2 separate regions of the Mus musculus genome follow, and region 1 is linked to region 2. Evidence: chromatin loops called from intact Hi-C (ENCODE). Cell type or tissue: left cerebral cortex. All regions are shown on one strand.

What was found. Hi-C counts contacts between places; a loop is a spot of excess contacts. Peaks named below come from ENCODE experiments on the same cell type or tissue, not always from the same donor. Only the 100,000 strongest peaks of a DNase experiment are listed, where the experiment ranks them.
Region 1: a loop joins it to region 2, with 4 times the contacts of the local background. A loop is called at or near these places in 4 of 42 quality-filtered maps.

The regions. Positions count from the first base shown.
Region 1 is chr14:87,562,601-87,570,600 of GRCm38, forward strand. No RefSeq gene overlaps it. Among named protein-coding and RNA genes, the nearest start is that of Tdrd3, 150 kb to the left of the region's middle. In left cerebral cortex, CTCF peaks have their summits at 3,758 (motif pointing right) and 4,713; DNase peaks (open chromatin) are centred at 3,840, 4,706, 5,747 and 6,100; H3K4me3 peaks cover 1,093 bases; H3K27ac peaks cover 543 bases.
Region 2 is chr14:88,977,609-88,985,608 of GRCm38, forward strand. No RefSeq gene overlaps it. Among named protein-coding and RNA genes, the nearest start is that of Gm41225, 350 kb to the left of the region's middle. In left cerebral cortex, a CTCF peak has its summit at 4,476 (motif pointing left); a DNase peak (open chromatin) is centred at 4,495.

The sequences.
Region 1 (8,000 bases), 1.4 Mb before region 2:
AGAGTTTTAGTAAAAGCTTGTAGATCCGGTTAAGACATTGACTACCTGAAAGCACAGACCTGCATGTTGTGTCTTCCCATTCATGCAGAAGGAGACTATGACCAGGAACACTTGGAAGAGAAAGAAGTAGTGGAGAAGACCATAGCCATAGTCTAACAGACCTTTTTTAAAAAAAAATGAGAAAAGAGATGTGAGAATCTAGAAAATAATTCCTTCAAACTATCTATATCTGTGCATCTTGTGCAGGGTTGATCTGTCTCACTGGGTGGAGTTGGATGTTGTAATTTAGACAGTGAGTTTTTCCCCTGAAGGAGCATCAGCAGCCTCCAGAGCCTTTTGTAGAGGCCACTGCCACTTCTTTCCAGAGATTTGGATTCTGAGAGCTTCTTTTAATTCATCTCCAGGATAGGCCACAAAGCTCACAGTTGGTTTCCATGTTCAAAAACAAAAATCACTATTTTGAGTAGCCTATTAGAATCTACCAGAGAATGATCGCCCCCCAACCCCAAAACAACAACAAATAACAATACCTAGCAGTAGGATTACAAAGACAGTTGAAAATTAAAAAAGATAGCATAAACTCTCCCTGTTAAAAATAAGCGATGAGAGTCCCTCCCCTCCCCTTTATCCTAGACCATTTATGTTAGAAGCCTATAATTATAAATATTCTTTTCTTTACCTGAAATGTCTGAGCATCCTTTGAAACTAAACAGGTCTTTTGTGAGTCTGATGACTGGGGAGTGTCTTTCTCCAGGACCTGGGCTTCATTTCTTTGAAACTCAGGCACATCAAAGGAGATGGCACCCATTCTCACCCTTGCTGTCTCTGCAAGGCCATAGGAGCCTCACTTCAGCAGCACATAGCTCCAAACTCCAGAACTGTCACCTGCCAGATAAAGGTTGTCTTTTCTTCTGCTTGAACCCAACAAAGCAACAGTTACCAGCTGTTACCCGGTACAGTTGAGTCCTCTGACTTGAGGGCCAGTGGTTAATTTTGAGACCTGTGTAACAGGCGGTATGTGATTGGCTTTACCTCTTCTTACTGAACTGCCCACCACCTCGTGTGTGCCACGGCCTGACTTCATGTTTATTCTCCAATTAAACTGATTTGTTTCTGTCTCCGCTATCTTTGTGGAGAGGTTTTTCTGGGTCGAGGGAAGATTGTGTTGTATGCTATTGCCCTAGCAACAGGCTTGCCTTTTTTTTTTTTTTTTTTTTTTTTTTTTTTTTTTTTTAATCACAGGTACCCCAGGAGAAGCAGCAAGTTTAGTACAGAAACTGTAGCTATTGGGGAAGCTTTACTCCATGGGCACCTGGGCCAGAAGCCAGCCCACGAGGATTGCCATAGAACCAGAAGGTCAGGTCCCTTGACCAGTACCTGGTGGCTGTGCTGGCCAGCTGTGTGTATGTGTCGGGAGGCGGGGACTGAGTGGCCAGGCCTGGCCATACGCAGATTGCTCTTACCTGCTTCTTCAGGGTCGGCTCTGAAGTTCCTTTTCACTCAGCCTCTCAGTTCAGTACTCCCAGGAGGTACTGTCCTTGCTCACTGAGCTCCTGCCCTGCGTGGGCTGTGGGATTACAAAACCTAGCCTTCCGAATGCTGTGGAGGCCGTCTCCCCACAAGACGAATCACTCCTTCCCCTGTGATATTTCTGTCTCCTCTTTGGATCTAGCCTTGCTGACATGATTTATCATCTCACCCTGTAGGCACCAAGGCTCTCGCTGCTTTAAACTTCTCTTTCCAGGCTTGCCCAGGACCCTGCCTACCTTCTTCCATCGCCCTGGGTCCTGGGCGCAAAGTTTCCCTGTTAAGCAGCCTGGTGCATGACCCATTATGGAGTGGGAAAATCGATGTGACCTGAGAGAGGGCAAGCCTGTCCTCTCAGTCTGGCACACCTACTCTTTTAGTTCAATGACGAGAGGGAATTAGAGGCCGGGAAAGAAAGTGACAAAGCAGTTTCCCAACCTGTATCTAGGACGCATTTGTCAACTGTGGCTCCTGCCTCTCGCTCTCCCCAAGCACTGTCCTGTGGCACTATCTTCAATTTTCACTGTTTCTCCCCCTGCCCCCACCGCCCCATTCCTTTCTTTAAACCTCAGAAAAGCTACTCATCTGGCTCATTGAAAGCCCCTTAGAGTAAATAGAATTCTGCTCAGACCCCACGGAATTGCTTCTTTTCGGTGCTCACCCAACGCTAGGACTCTGTTGAGAGCAAATACGCTGCGTGTACAGGGCCAGTATCAGCAAGAAGAGCTCTGTCCCAAGGAGAAAAGATGGGCAGGCCTTTTAGAAACAGATTTCCCCCAGGTTCAGACTCATCAGCTTCATATCAAAAATGCATCGCCAAGTCTAACTGGCTTGTTTTCTGTAGCTTGTGTCACACTGGTCGAATTAAGGGCAAACAAACGGATGAATGAATGTGTGCTAGCTCCTCTATGCGGTTTGATATGTGCCTGTTTCCGTACAGTTTCCCAGGTTTAATGATGCATGCAAAAAAAAAAATCAAGAAATAGAACACCCACCCCCACCCCCACCCCCACCCCCACCCCCACCTTCACCCGCAATTCTGAAGACAAGAGGTTTGGATATTCGGTTGCTAATAAGTTTGAGACAAAGCCATTCAGCAGCCAAATCACACCTGAAATGATGCAAAACTGCATGGAATGTATTTACTTCATTTAGTGTGACTCTGCTCCTGTTTTCACGAGTGGAACATTAATGTTAAAGATGAGTGCTGTTCCAGATGCTACCCATAGCATGTATTACCAATGTCCTGATATTTCTCAATTTGGAGCACACGTAGTCCATAATGCTTCAGATATGGAATTATGGAGCTATATTGTGGTTATTGCGGAGGACTGTCATGTAATTTGTGAGACAAATTACATTTGTGCATATGCCCATTTACAAATTAATGTAAATGTTTCTCCTAGCATTCTACAAAACATTAGGGGCACTGCCTTTTGCACACTCACCTGTCACCAGATTACAGATCTGTTCTCCAGTCAATGTTTCAAGCTCGTCATTCCTAGTCCATAATTGCTGCACTCAAGTGTTACAGAAAGGACAAAAAGGCAGAACAAACATGCAGGGCAGAGCACATTACGGGATATTTTGATGTATCTTCAATTTTCTCTCTCAATAAATTCTTTGGACAACCTACTGCATGAAAATGTTGGCTTTCATTGTTAAACCCAATCGTCGTTCCATTTTAAGTGGCTAAATATGTACTTTAAATATCTTTAAAACTATTTAATTACATTTCAAGGCATATGAAGATGAAAATAAATTTTACTTCTATGCTTACTATAAAACCAATTAAATTTGAAAATGCTATGCTTCGATTTGAGCAAATAGAATAACTTCTTTGCTGTACGAGTAAATGTTTCATCTCTGCTCTTGCCATTATCCTTGCTTTATTATCAAGATAAGCAAGGTATTAATGAATCCACCTAACCATCAATTTATCCATCTAACTACCATCCGTGTAGGTATCAGCTAGCTACTAATTCATATTTTCTTCACTGTTCTAGTTAACTTTCCATGGCTATCACAAAAAGCTGAGATTGCCAGCCTAACAGGAGGAGATGTTTACTTGGACTCACGATTCCAGCAGTGTCATTGCACATTCAGGTGTCTTTGTTGCTTTAGGCCTGTGAGGAGACGTAGCTTCATAATGGGACCGTGTGGCTTTAAGCTGCTCACCTCCTGGAAGCTGTTATCAAGAGGAAGAGACTGCAATCCTCAATTTCCCCACCAGAGGACGCTGACAGCAGCCACACTTTCTCCCACAGGTCTTACCCTGCTCAAGGTCTCACCATCTCCTAGTCGCGTCCCAGGTTGGCAGCAAAGCCTTTGAGGGACACTCAAGGGGCAAGCCAGAGCAACCACAGACTTCAGAGACTCTGCTAGATTCTAATAGGATTAGCATTTCGAGGTTGTCCTTATGGAACTTCAGAGTGAAGGTCTGCTGCGACTCAGGAGGAGATTGCTTTGAACTTAGAGGAAGCATTTAACAAGACAGATGATCTTTAAAAGAGTCTGAAAGACAGAGACTGAAAAAGCCTGGCCTTGGGAGCCAGAACACCTAGTTTCAGATTCCGTGCTATGCTTTAGTCTCCGTGTGAGCCAGGCAATCTGCTTAACCCATCCCATCTTAATCCCCTTGTCTATAAATGAGAGGAAAATGTTACGGCATTATTTTACAAGTTTATTCTAAGGGTAAGCAGATCATGCTAAATAATTTCTGAACTAAAGAAATCACGACACTTTGCACATGGTAAGTACTCAATAAATGCAGTCTTACTTCTTGCATTTGATTCCGTTTAGTTCTTGGTTTTTTTTCCTGCTTTATACCCAATTCTCTGGTTCATCTTTTTCCAATCATTTAAATATTCATTGAATACATATAGCATACATGGTACAGCCATCTGTGGTAGGGATGCAAAAACTCAAACATCCCTGAAGAGTCTAACCACTTAACAGAGGAGAGAGAAGTGAGAGAAATCAGTAAGGGATAATCAAGGGGAAGAAAAGAGCACACTGCCTTTGCCCTGGAAGGCAGAGCTGAGAATACAGAGTCCTGGTTGCCTTGGCAACCGATAATCCATAAACATGTCCTATGGAGAGGTTTTCAACCAATAGCTTAGTAACTTAAAAAAATCTGCTCCTTAAACTGCAGCGAGAAGAGATGAGGAAGTGCACATAGTTGCCTGTAGGGGACGACAAAACTGCAACATCTAGGTCTCTGCTGTGTGTCCTTGACCAGGTCATTTAACTCCTCTGTGCATGGTTTCTGCACTTGAAGATAACTGCTGTTATTTCATTGAAGAAAAAGAATAAGTAAGCCACTTACTGTGTCATTAACAAGCACGGACTCACCATTTGATACACAGTGGCTGTTATTTTCCCTCTCTTAGAATTCTTGCCAACTGTTTCCCCTCAAAGTCCCACCATGAGCACTGACATGCTGAACACAGTAATTCCTCCGGATTCTTTACAAGAAAAGCACTTTAAATACAAACTAATCTTCCGTGTGTGTATTACTTTAACCTTAGTCCCACATTCTTCTTTTAAACCTTTATTTATTATTTGGTAATTTTATGTCTAATAATTTGGTTTTTTAAAAATCTTCTCCTACCACCCGACACAGGACACGTACCCAACTGAAGGCTGACTGGAAGGTCACATGTGAAAAACTCACAACAGGCACAGTGTATAACTGAATAACTAGCTTATTCTCAAACAACGAAAACGAGTTTAGAGTTGTAGCACAATGAGAGCATCTCGGGTTCTGGTGACTGGGTGGGGAGAAGCTGCCCCTTCCCATAGGTTCCTCATAACCTAGGCAGGAAGCCAGGCACCTATCCAGTCAGTCTCTGTTCCCGGAACAGCCGTCGGGACTCGGGCTTGAGATCTGCTTTTGGTTTCTGGTGTACCATGGCTCTCTTCACAGGGGCACTCAGCGTGACTTTTAGCTCAGAGGCAGCAGGGATCCATGCCAGAACCCCGGAAACTTAATGATCTGCTTCCTCCTCTCACTACCAGGAGTAATTCTCAGATTTACAGAGCTCTGGCACCCCTTTGGGCCGTGTGCTTAGGCTCCATTTCATCTCCAGAGCCAAGGGATTCCATCCCAAAGGTTAAACCAGTCGGAAGCTGTCTTGCCACTGACAGGATGAATCTTTTCCCGGGGCGGCTCCCAAGCGCTGCAGGTGGCTGAGCAGCAGAGATCACTCTGCATCCCTGAGTGAATGCCTTGGCTTCCAGATTCTCAAAGAGCATCAAAGGCTGATGGGGCTCGCCCCGTTTCAGAGGCGAGGAGGTACTGGAGGCAGCATTAATTGTTGGATCTTGATAACCTCCCCACCCATCTTGTGACGCCCCCTGGGCTCAGAAGCCCATAACCCTGACTGCACAGGCTTTTCTTGGCAGAGACGGCAGCGCTTCGGGAACTTTCCATTTTTCACATGCCAAAACTATGCCTCCAGTGTGCTGTCAATGCGCCCGGCTTGAAAGCGTTCCTTGGTGATGTGCTGGGGGCTGAAGTTTGTTCCCACTTGCTCTCTCCGTGTGTGGGAAGCTCCCCCGGGAAGAGGCTGTGGCTGGGCACGCCCAGATTATCACTGATCTTCTCCTCCCAGGGTTGGAGGCTTGAGAGCCATGGAAGGCTGCCAGGCGCTTGGAGGAGGCTTACAATCCTCCAATTATTGTCAGTGCACCGTGTTACTTCCCTCCAGTCATGAAGTCAGCACGCCATAAACCGTTTTTCCGTTTGCTCTGTGAATTTCAGGCCACAACACTTTAAGTCTCAAATATCGCATCTTTGGAGGATAGTCCCTTTGTAAATTTTGTAACATAACCTTTGAGGGCTAGCAGTAAAACCTGTTAGAAATCTCACCAGAAAACATTTCTTAGCTGACTCTGGTCCCCACTCCCCCCGCCCTCTCCACGGTTTCGTTTCTACTTAGCATGTAGCCTGTAATGTCTTTTTATTAAGATCAGAAATTTAATTATGTACATATTTGAAACCTGAACCCATTAAGTCTACAGATCCCTTGAAAATGCCATTTGCCAGGTGTGCAATCACAGTCAATGTGCAAAAATGTCGCACAACAATTAGGTTTTAAAGCTTAACTTACAACGGGCTGAGGGACTAGCTCTTTAGATGGAGAGAAATTGCTCTGGAGACGGTAAAGCAAATCAGGAAAACGGCTGAATAAGTGAGAAGAGAAATGAAGAGGATTATGTCCCTACAAAAGATATTGGCAGGGAGGGAGAGACTAAAGCAACGAGGAAATGCAGACTGGAAGACAAAAGGGAGCAGAGTCCTCCAATATGGTGGCTCTCCACTGTGGGTCGGAACCCCCTAGGGGGTGGAAAGACCTTTCCCAGGTATTGCCTAAGACCATCTGGAAACAGATATTTCCATTATGATTTGTAACTGTAGCAAAGTTACAGTTATGAAGTAGCAATGACATAATTTTGTGGTTGGGAGTCACCACAACTATATTAAAGGGTAGCAGCATTAGGAAGGCTGGGAACCACTGGTCTAACAGGAGGCTCTGTGGCTAGGGAAGTCTCCCCTGTCTACGGAGACTTCCCTAAGCTGAGGCAGCCAGGTCTTCTGGGTGTTCTCAGGTTCCCACAACACCCCCACTGGGTATGTCTGTTTCTTTCTTTATGTATTGTTTTGCTCTTCACATCATCATCATGATTTATGAGCTGACTTGCCTACTAGACTTTAAACTCCCCAAGGCCAGGGATCGGGAGAATTGTTTAAGACAGTATATCCTGTGAAATAAGGTTTCTCTGACCTTATTTTGTCCAAAGGGCAGGTAATGTCTGTGATAGGCTTTAGGTAGGTGCACCTTCTACATAAACTCAAGTAGGGACTTGGTGTCCGGGGGTTGTCAGCAGACAGGCTTAGTGTTCAGCCAATCCCTAGGGTTGATGACCCAACTTGCCCAAGGCTGCCTCAGATCAAAAGGAACTTTCTTTTTGGAAGATGGCCACATCCAGTACCTAGGATGGCCATCTCTACCTAGCTGGAACAACTCTGACGGGGTATTCTAGACCAATAGAGATGTCTAATGCTATTGATGGCTTTTGCAAGTTGATCTTTCTCTTTGTCCACTTAAGTTATTTTCTCTCTCTCTCTCTGTCTCTGTCTCTCTCTCTCTGTCTCTCTCTCTGCATGTGTGTGTGTATATGTGTGTATGTATCTGCTAGTGTTTGTTTGAAAGTCAAAGGTCAGTTTCCAGTTGTTTCTTGGGATCTACCCACCTTGTTTTATAACACAGGGTTTCTCATTAGAACCTGGGACTAATAGATTGGACTAGGCTGGCTACCCACTGACTCTGGGGTGTCCATCTGCCTCTCCCTTCCCAGAATTATAAGCTAGTACCTCCATACCTGGTTTTCTTGTATGGGTAGTAGGGCACTTTGGCTACTGGCTACCTCTTCAGGCTTCATTCCTGTTTTTATTCCTTGCTTCATCA
Region 2 (8,000 bases):
GAAAGAAAGAAAGAAAGAAAGAAAGAAAGAAAGAAAGAAAGGAAGAGAGGGGGTGATATATTTCTCAGTATAGTACATGTAGCATGATTGGTGCATGTGAACACTGACTGATAAGTATTTATAAGGCTTTCCAATTTGGTGTTTTGACTTCAGCTCTCTGCTCTCCAGTTTTAGGCCATTGTCTGCATCAACATCTATCAGTTTACTGTTTTAATTTTTTGGTAATCTTCAATCAAATGTACTTCCTCTCCTGAGGCTTGTTTAAAAGAAGCAGCTATAAAGTTCATCTTTCTATGGGTCTATCTTTTCTTCAGTGATTCATGGACCACAACATGGTTCATGAGTTTGAGAAATTTCACACTTGGAGAGTTTTACCTACTTAGTACAAGTGTTAAGAACCCTGTCTGTGAGGAGTGAAACATAACATTTTGTAATTCAGATGAAAATCTGTTATTGTGACCTTTATCAACCCAGGTGACACTCCATTCTTTGCAAACTTTCAGGAACATTGTCATTTGATTTACATGGCTCTTGTTTCCCAGAGAATTGAATGTGGCTTTTTCTGAAATCTCATCAAACTTTAGATTGCCTTCTATGTCATTCTCAGGAACAATTTCAAACTTAACTGCAGTGAGAGGGAATAGCCAGCATTACTCTATTTTGATTTTTATGAAATAAGACCTTGATGTTTGTGAAATATATGAGTGAATAAATTTTAAAAAACTAAAAAATTCTCTCATTTTGAATAAGAGAACACCAGTTATTACATTTATTATCTTTTATATGCCTTATATTTTCAGCCAACACCTTCAAAGTGGTGAATTTTGTGTTTTCTTCTTATATTTTTTTTAATATTTTGCCCATGTTTCATTTCTCTCTTAAAATAAAGAAAAACTTTATTTTCAGAAAGATATTATAATCAAGAAATCACTAGGCTTTTGGTTTTCAGACTTTTGGATTTTTTTTTAGTAAACATTTTGTTTTCAAATGTTTGTCCCCACTTCCTGGGTTTCCCTCCCCAAGCCTCCCCCTCTTGCCTCTACTCTTTGCCTCTATGAGGGTGATCTCCACCCACTCAGCTGTTCCTCCTTTCAAGTTTTCTTGGTATCTAATTAACATATGTTAATTTTACACCTTACTGGGAGACAGTGTGATATGTCAACTTAGCAAAGAATGTGTATTTGAGGAAGTCATGGTCATTTTCTTTCCTTGTCTTTACTTTCCCTTTAGCATCATATAAGTAACCTAAAATATGGAGTAGATGTTTATGTCCCTTCCAATTCTGTGAATGGCCAGGCCTCATCCATCCCATCTAACTGGACTTTAGCCTTCATCACTCCAGCCACATTTACTCCCCTTCACCTTCTCCTTTCATGGCATCTGGGATTCTGCATTTAAATCTACCTTGCTCCTTTTCAAAAAGCAGAATCATTTGTTTAGTATTTTTTCCTATGGACAGGTTTATTATCCCTAACTCAAATGCCTAGTAACAAATTCAACTGACTCTTACTGTGCCTAGGTCGAAGTTCAATCATTATAGTTTGTGTAGATATTTTTTTTCTCTCTTGATAAAACAGACTATTAAATGTACATGTTTTCCTCCAAGCTAATCTGTCCAAATGATGACCCAAGGGCTCAGTGGAGAGAGATACACTGCCTATTTGTATAGAGGCCCTTTGTATTGCGAAGATCATATGTGCCAGTACAGGGGAATGCCAGGGCCAGGAAGTGGGAGTGGGTGGGTTGGGGAGCACAGTGGGGAGAGGGGATAGGCGGCTTTGGGGATAGCATTTGAAATGTAAATGAAGAAAATATCTAAAAAAAAATGCCTTAAAAAAAATAAGAAGACCTAAAGCAATAGTAAAAGACACACAAGTTGACCTCTATTTTTGATGTCCATGGAAGCGAGTGCACATGGACCTTTACTTTTCTACCCCAACACATAAAGAATTTCTAAGTTTCCTTTAAGAAATAATAAACTGACAGATGCCAAGGACCTCGTTTTATGAAAACATCACCGTCTGCTTAATCTCCTCTAAATAGCTAAAATGTTTTGCTATGGTGCAAGTAGCCTTATGTGTAAATAAATAACAGTGCATTTAAGATAACGATAATGATGATGAGAGCGGCTAATAATAAATATGGAAAATATTAAAGTCACATAGGAAAATAAAACTAGAAGTGCACACATGCTATTAAAGCTCTTTCGAAGTTCAACTTTCAAGCCCAAAAGCAATGTAGATGTCAGAACTTCACAATGACAATTTCATTTCATTGTTTTCAAACTTCCACTCTCCCATGTATTATTTAATCACATTTAGAGTAGAAGTGTCTTCATCATGCAAAACTTATAAATGTGTTGGGAGGAATACATGTGAATTTCTATTAAATTTGTAATTAAGAATAAAAAGCACAAATTTATTACTTTAATTTTTAAAGAAATCAGTTTGATGAATCAATTAATTAATATAATAATTAATACTAATCCAAGTTATTTCCAAATTATGATTAGTTGTAAAGTATACTTTTTTCCATTTCATTGCAATTATTGACCACTTACTCTATATACACATATATAATTACAATTTTAACTTTAATGAATTCTATTATAAAGATCTATATAATATTTATACCATATAATGCATATGTATATTGCATACATACATGTATATATCATATAATATCTATAGTGTATGATATATATTACATACATGTACATAAGTGCACTGCACACATGCCTGGTTCCCACAGGAAACCAGAAGGATGTGTCAGAAAGATCTCAATGAGTTGGAATTTCAAACAGGTGGTTTTGTTTGTTGGTTTTTGCCATTGGTTTGTTTGCTTTGTTATTTTAGGCTTTTTTTTTTCTTATTGCTTTTATGTTTAGAACTGAACCATTGCCTTCATAAGCGCAGCAAGTGAGCATTCTGTCCAGCTCTCTCCAGTGTTTTGTTAACAGTATTGCTTTTAAGGTTTCGCTTTTTCTTGACCACATCTAGTACGAAATTATAAACAGCAGTGCACACACATGTACTTGTGTTCCCATATTTTCCCCTCTTAAACTCATATGACTTTGTCAATAACTTATGTTGCAGTCCACCATAGGTTTACTTCGACTAAAGAGTAAAGAGGTATCTATTAAATAAATAACTAATAGACGACCAGTTAATCAAAAAAAAAATACATGAAGTATATATAGCTTTGAACTTAACATGCTTTTCTAAGATAAGTTAAAATATAGGATTTGTACCTAATTTAAATTTTTTTTTAACCTTGATGGTTTTCTTTTACTTAATGAAAAGTTGTTCTGAAATTGCTATTATTGTTCATAAAATACAGGCTGGATTCTCTTTAAAATATAGATGGTATGCTCATTCTTGTTGATACTGGGCTTCTTTAAATAGGTAGGATTATATCAGTATTCACATAGACTTTATATTCCAGGCTTCATGTTGCAGACTTTCTCTTTTAACACCATTGATGTAGAAACTTTCAATCACTCACTAACAGACTCCACTAAGGATCCCACTGAACTTTTGAACGCTAGCCAGCCCATGTTTCCACATTTAAACCCGCTCAGCACACAACCCTACAGCTTAGACTTCAGATTTTCATTTCACTACTATCAAAACATCATATTGCTTTGTCATTTTCAATCAATATCTATAGATTATATAGTTGATTGTATTGAAAGTTTTAAAGAAGCTGTGCATTTCTCAATGAGACCATCAACTTGCTTTCAGAATTACAAAAAAAGCATTAAAATTGGGCATTTTAAACTCAGGGCTAAAGAAATATTATATATATAAACAGCATAAGAAGTTAACATTTTTAATTTCATATTTTTAAAATAAAATACACACACTGAAATCATTGGTGAAAAAATATTCTTTCTTGTTTTGTTTTGTTTTGTTTTGTTTTATTTGTTTTTTTCCAGACAGAATTTCTCCGTGTAGCCTTCAATGTTCTGAAACTTGCTCTGTAGACCAGGATGTCCTTGAGTTCGGAGAGATCTGCCTGTCACTGGGTCCAAATTTCTGGGATTAAAGGCGTGTGCATCATCTCCCAGCTAAAAATATTCTTGAAATCCTTGATCATCAGTTATAAACAGGTATTTAAAAAAGCATTTACAATCATAGAAATAAGTAAGATTTCAAAATTCGCTTTGGCATTATTATTAGTGCTTCAAATAAAACTTTAACTGCAGTTTGCTGAAGATATTTAAGGAAGAATAAACTTACCAAATATGAACATTTACCTTTCCCCATTCCTTAATGTGAGCTAATAAACCCATTTAATATCTGTGATTAAAATGCATGAATTCACTTATGATTAAACCATCAAAGGTAATGGCTAGGTTCAAATTTTAATTATTTTAACTACTTAAAACACCGTGTTTCTGTTTTATTCTTAAATTCAACTACAGATTTCAAAATGGTAAAGGAGCCAAGCAAGCTGGCAGATGAGTCGAAGGGTATTTGGCGCCATCTGGTGGCAAATATAATTATTTCCCCGGTTATTATTATTTTTTTCCATGTTGGTCGTTAAGCCTACGAATAAAAGTCCATAGTTTTAGTTCTTCCATTCACTGAGAAACTTACCTATCTGTAGACATGTCTGAGTTTCAACACAAGGGATCTTTTTATAGCTACTCACAGCATGTCTATGTTTCTTTTAATGCATTTACCATGCCAATTGCTCTCTCTCGAATTACTTACTCCTTTATACCTTCAATTTTCCTATCTGAATTTTTTTCACTAATCATGTTCAAACCTGAAGTAATACCTCTGCTAGGGAAGAGGTCCTGAATGCCTGTAAGTTTCAATGTATCATTTTTACTCATGGAAACTGTTACTACAACAAATTACAAATGAATGCCTTTTGCTGAAATAGAAATAAAATGTGAAACACTTAGATTGAAATAAAAGAAGGGAGAGTTAAACTGTAAGAACTTAGTAGCAGTTAAACAGGTTAATCAAAATAAGGCCAGTCATATCATTTATATGCTTTATACTCATATCAATGATGAAGATCGGAGCTTTAGCAGGCCGAAGAGGTTTTTGTGTCGTTGTTGCTGTTTGTTTGTTTTATACTCTGGGTCTGTTACAGATATCCGATGTTGTTTTATTAATTGCAGAAACTGTGTGTAATTACAAATGTGATGAAATTTTTATTTGCAAATAAAGTTGTGTCTATTGCTAGCAAACTACAACTCTATAGGGCCTTTAAGAACTACAAATAGAAATTATTTCATAGAAGATGGCTCTTTTGCAACAAAATCTCCTTGAAATGTCTATATGTCTTCTATGAACTTTCAAAGAAGGAGGTTTTTTTCTTTAATTCGTCAGTCTTCCTACATTCCCACCATTATCCTGTGTACAAATTAAATCCTTTCATAAAAGCTTACGGACATCTTTCATACAAGCCTCGTCTAATTTCTAAAGAGCTTATTTACTTCTGCCTCCTCACATTTTTAAAATAGAATTTTAAGAATTATTATACAACATAGGGACTGGCAGTTTATATATTATAAGACAATCACAACCAGATTCTGATGCAGGGAAACAGAGCCTACAACTCCACAGCTATGCTGATACTTGGTTCCCAACAACAGATCTGTTCAAAAGACTCCTCTTTCAGTATAGAAAGAATAGCTAAAATGGTATTGAGTAGCACTACACACTATGCATTTGGCTGCTTTCTACTAAAACACCATGATCAATAGCAATGTAGAGGGGAAAGGCTTGATTTCAGTTTATAATTTTTACTTCATCGTGAAGTAAAGTCACGGCAGGAACTTACAGCAGAAACCTGGAAGCAGGAACTTAGCACAAACCCTAGAGAAATCCTGCTTACTGACTTGCTCCTCAGACTTGCTATGTACACTTCCCAGAGAGCATTGACCACATTGTACAACAATCATCATTCAAGAAAATGTCCAGATTTTCCTGCCACCTCTCTGCCCACCTTCATTAGTCTTACTGATCCGGAACCATACGCACGGACCTAAGCCTAGCATAACTGTCTTCTGAGAGGCTCCACCCAGCAGCTGATGGAAACAGATCCAGTTACCCACAGCCAAACACTGGATGGATCGAGGAGACATGTATGGATAACTTAGAGGAAGAAATGAAGGCCACAAGGTAGGAACTCCACAGGAAGACTAACAGTGTGAACTAATCTGTACCCTTAGGGCTCTCAGAGTCTGAACCACCAAAGACCATGCATGGGCTGGATCTAGCATGCCCCCATATATGTAGCAGATGGGAAACTTCGTCTTTATGTGGATGCCACAACAACCAAAGTAGGGGCTATCCCTAAGACTGCCTGTCCCTAAAGTCTGTCTGTGAATATGTTTCCTTAACTGGGTTTCCTCAGTGGGAGAGGATGAGCCTGCAGAAGCTTAATGTGTTAGGGTGAGGATCTCCATCCTCTCAGACAAGAAGTGGATGGGGTATAAGGGAGAGACTATCTGAGGGGGATCCTATCTGTGACTCATTCTACCCAATCTTTTTCTCATTCCTCTCTTTGTCATCCCCTCAATTAGACATCACTTTCAAACATGGCTACTGCCTTCTACAAACCAACCTTGCCTCCATTGTTAGTGTTAAAGTATGCATGTCTGTATTCCAGCCAGAGGGATAAAAAGTGTTGCATTCTAGCCAGACCACACTGACCTAAAATGTCTTTGGATGTGTTCCTTTGCCAGAGAAGCTATGTTGCTGGATTAAAATTCCTCTACAAAATGATACTTAATATTAGTAATTAAATTTGGAACACAGAACTTTTACTTTTGTCTACCGGACTACCAAACTAGGCAAATTTATTATGACAAGTTGTTATCATGGAAGCTATTAAACTTTGTGTAGTAATTCTTCATCAGCAAATTCTGACATTGTCCAAAGACACAAATATATTTATTTGTCTATGTTCCTGACATAGAATGCTCACAAAATTCTGTGACATTTAAATCATCAAATTTTAGTAGTTTAACAAACATAGGTTCACTTTCTTTATCTGGATAACAAAACTTGAACATCTTTTTATTAGTAGCATAGGCATCCCCATTCCACAAAAGAAATAAAACCTTACGCTAAGAAAGTTTACTATACATATCCACGGATTTTTAGTAGTTCCTTAAAACCAATGATTGTCATAGAGTACCGAGAAGGATTGTTTCTAAAAGTTACATGTGTACATAAAATAGGATTATACAAATTATTATCACTTCCTTTATAGGAATGTACATGTAATTTATGTACATTGTAACTCACTTATGCCAGGAGCCATCAGAAAGAAGTTAAACGCTAGCAGGTCATTTTCCTAAGATGGTTCTGCCATGGATTAAAATCTATGATAGATTTGCTTCTGCATGTGAGGTCCAGGAATTGTTTTAGGAAAGATTCCTTTTATTAATATACTTTTCTTGTAATTATTAAGTATATATAGCAATCACTAGGTATTAGTCCACACTTTTGAGCAGACTTCTGCAGAATAAAGATGTACTTTATTTTAGTAATGCTACATAGACAAAAAGATGATTCTTAATTATTAATGATGATCCTATAAGAATTCCTAAAATTATATTAGTAATTATGAAGCTCTTTATAATAATTGCTATTAATGCCCTTTCTGATGTCAAAACTGCATTAAGTCTTCAAGTGTCAGGAGTTAATTGCTTCTGGGATAGTAACCAGGCATTTGCAACTTTGAGGACTTTCCAAGAGGTTGTAAAACCATTAACTAAAGTCATAAAAGGGGAACTAAGAATTTCCTATAGGTGAGAGGACAGAAGATTGAATTTTGACTGGTTTTATCTATACAAAACTTCACTATGTCACAAGAGGCTCCATACTTTGACTCCGCATTTCCCTCCTTGAGTATTTTGCTTCCCCTTCTAAGAAGGACTGAAGCATCCACACTTTGGTCTTTCTTCTTCTTGAGTTTCATGTGGTCTGTTAATTGTATCTTGGGTATTTTCGTAATAGCAAGGCAAGCTT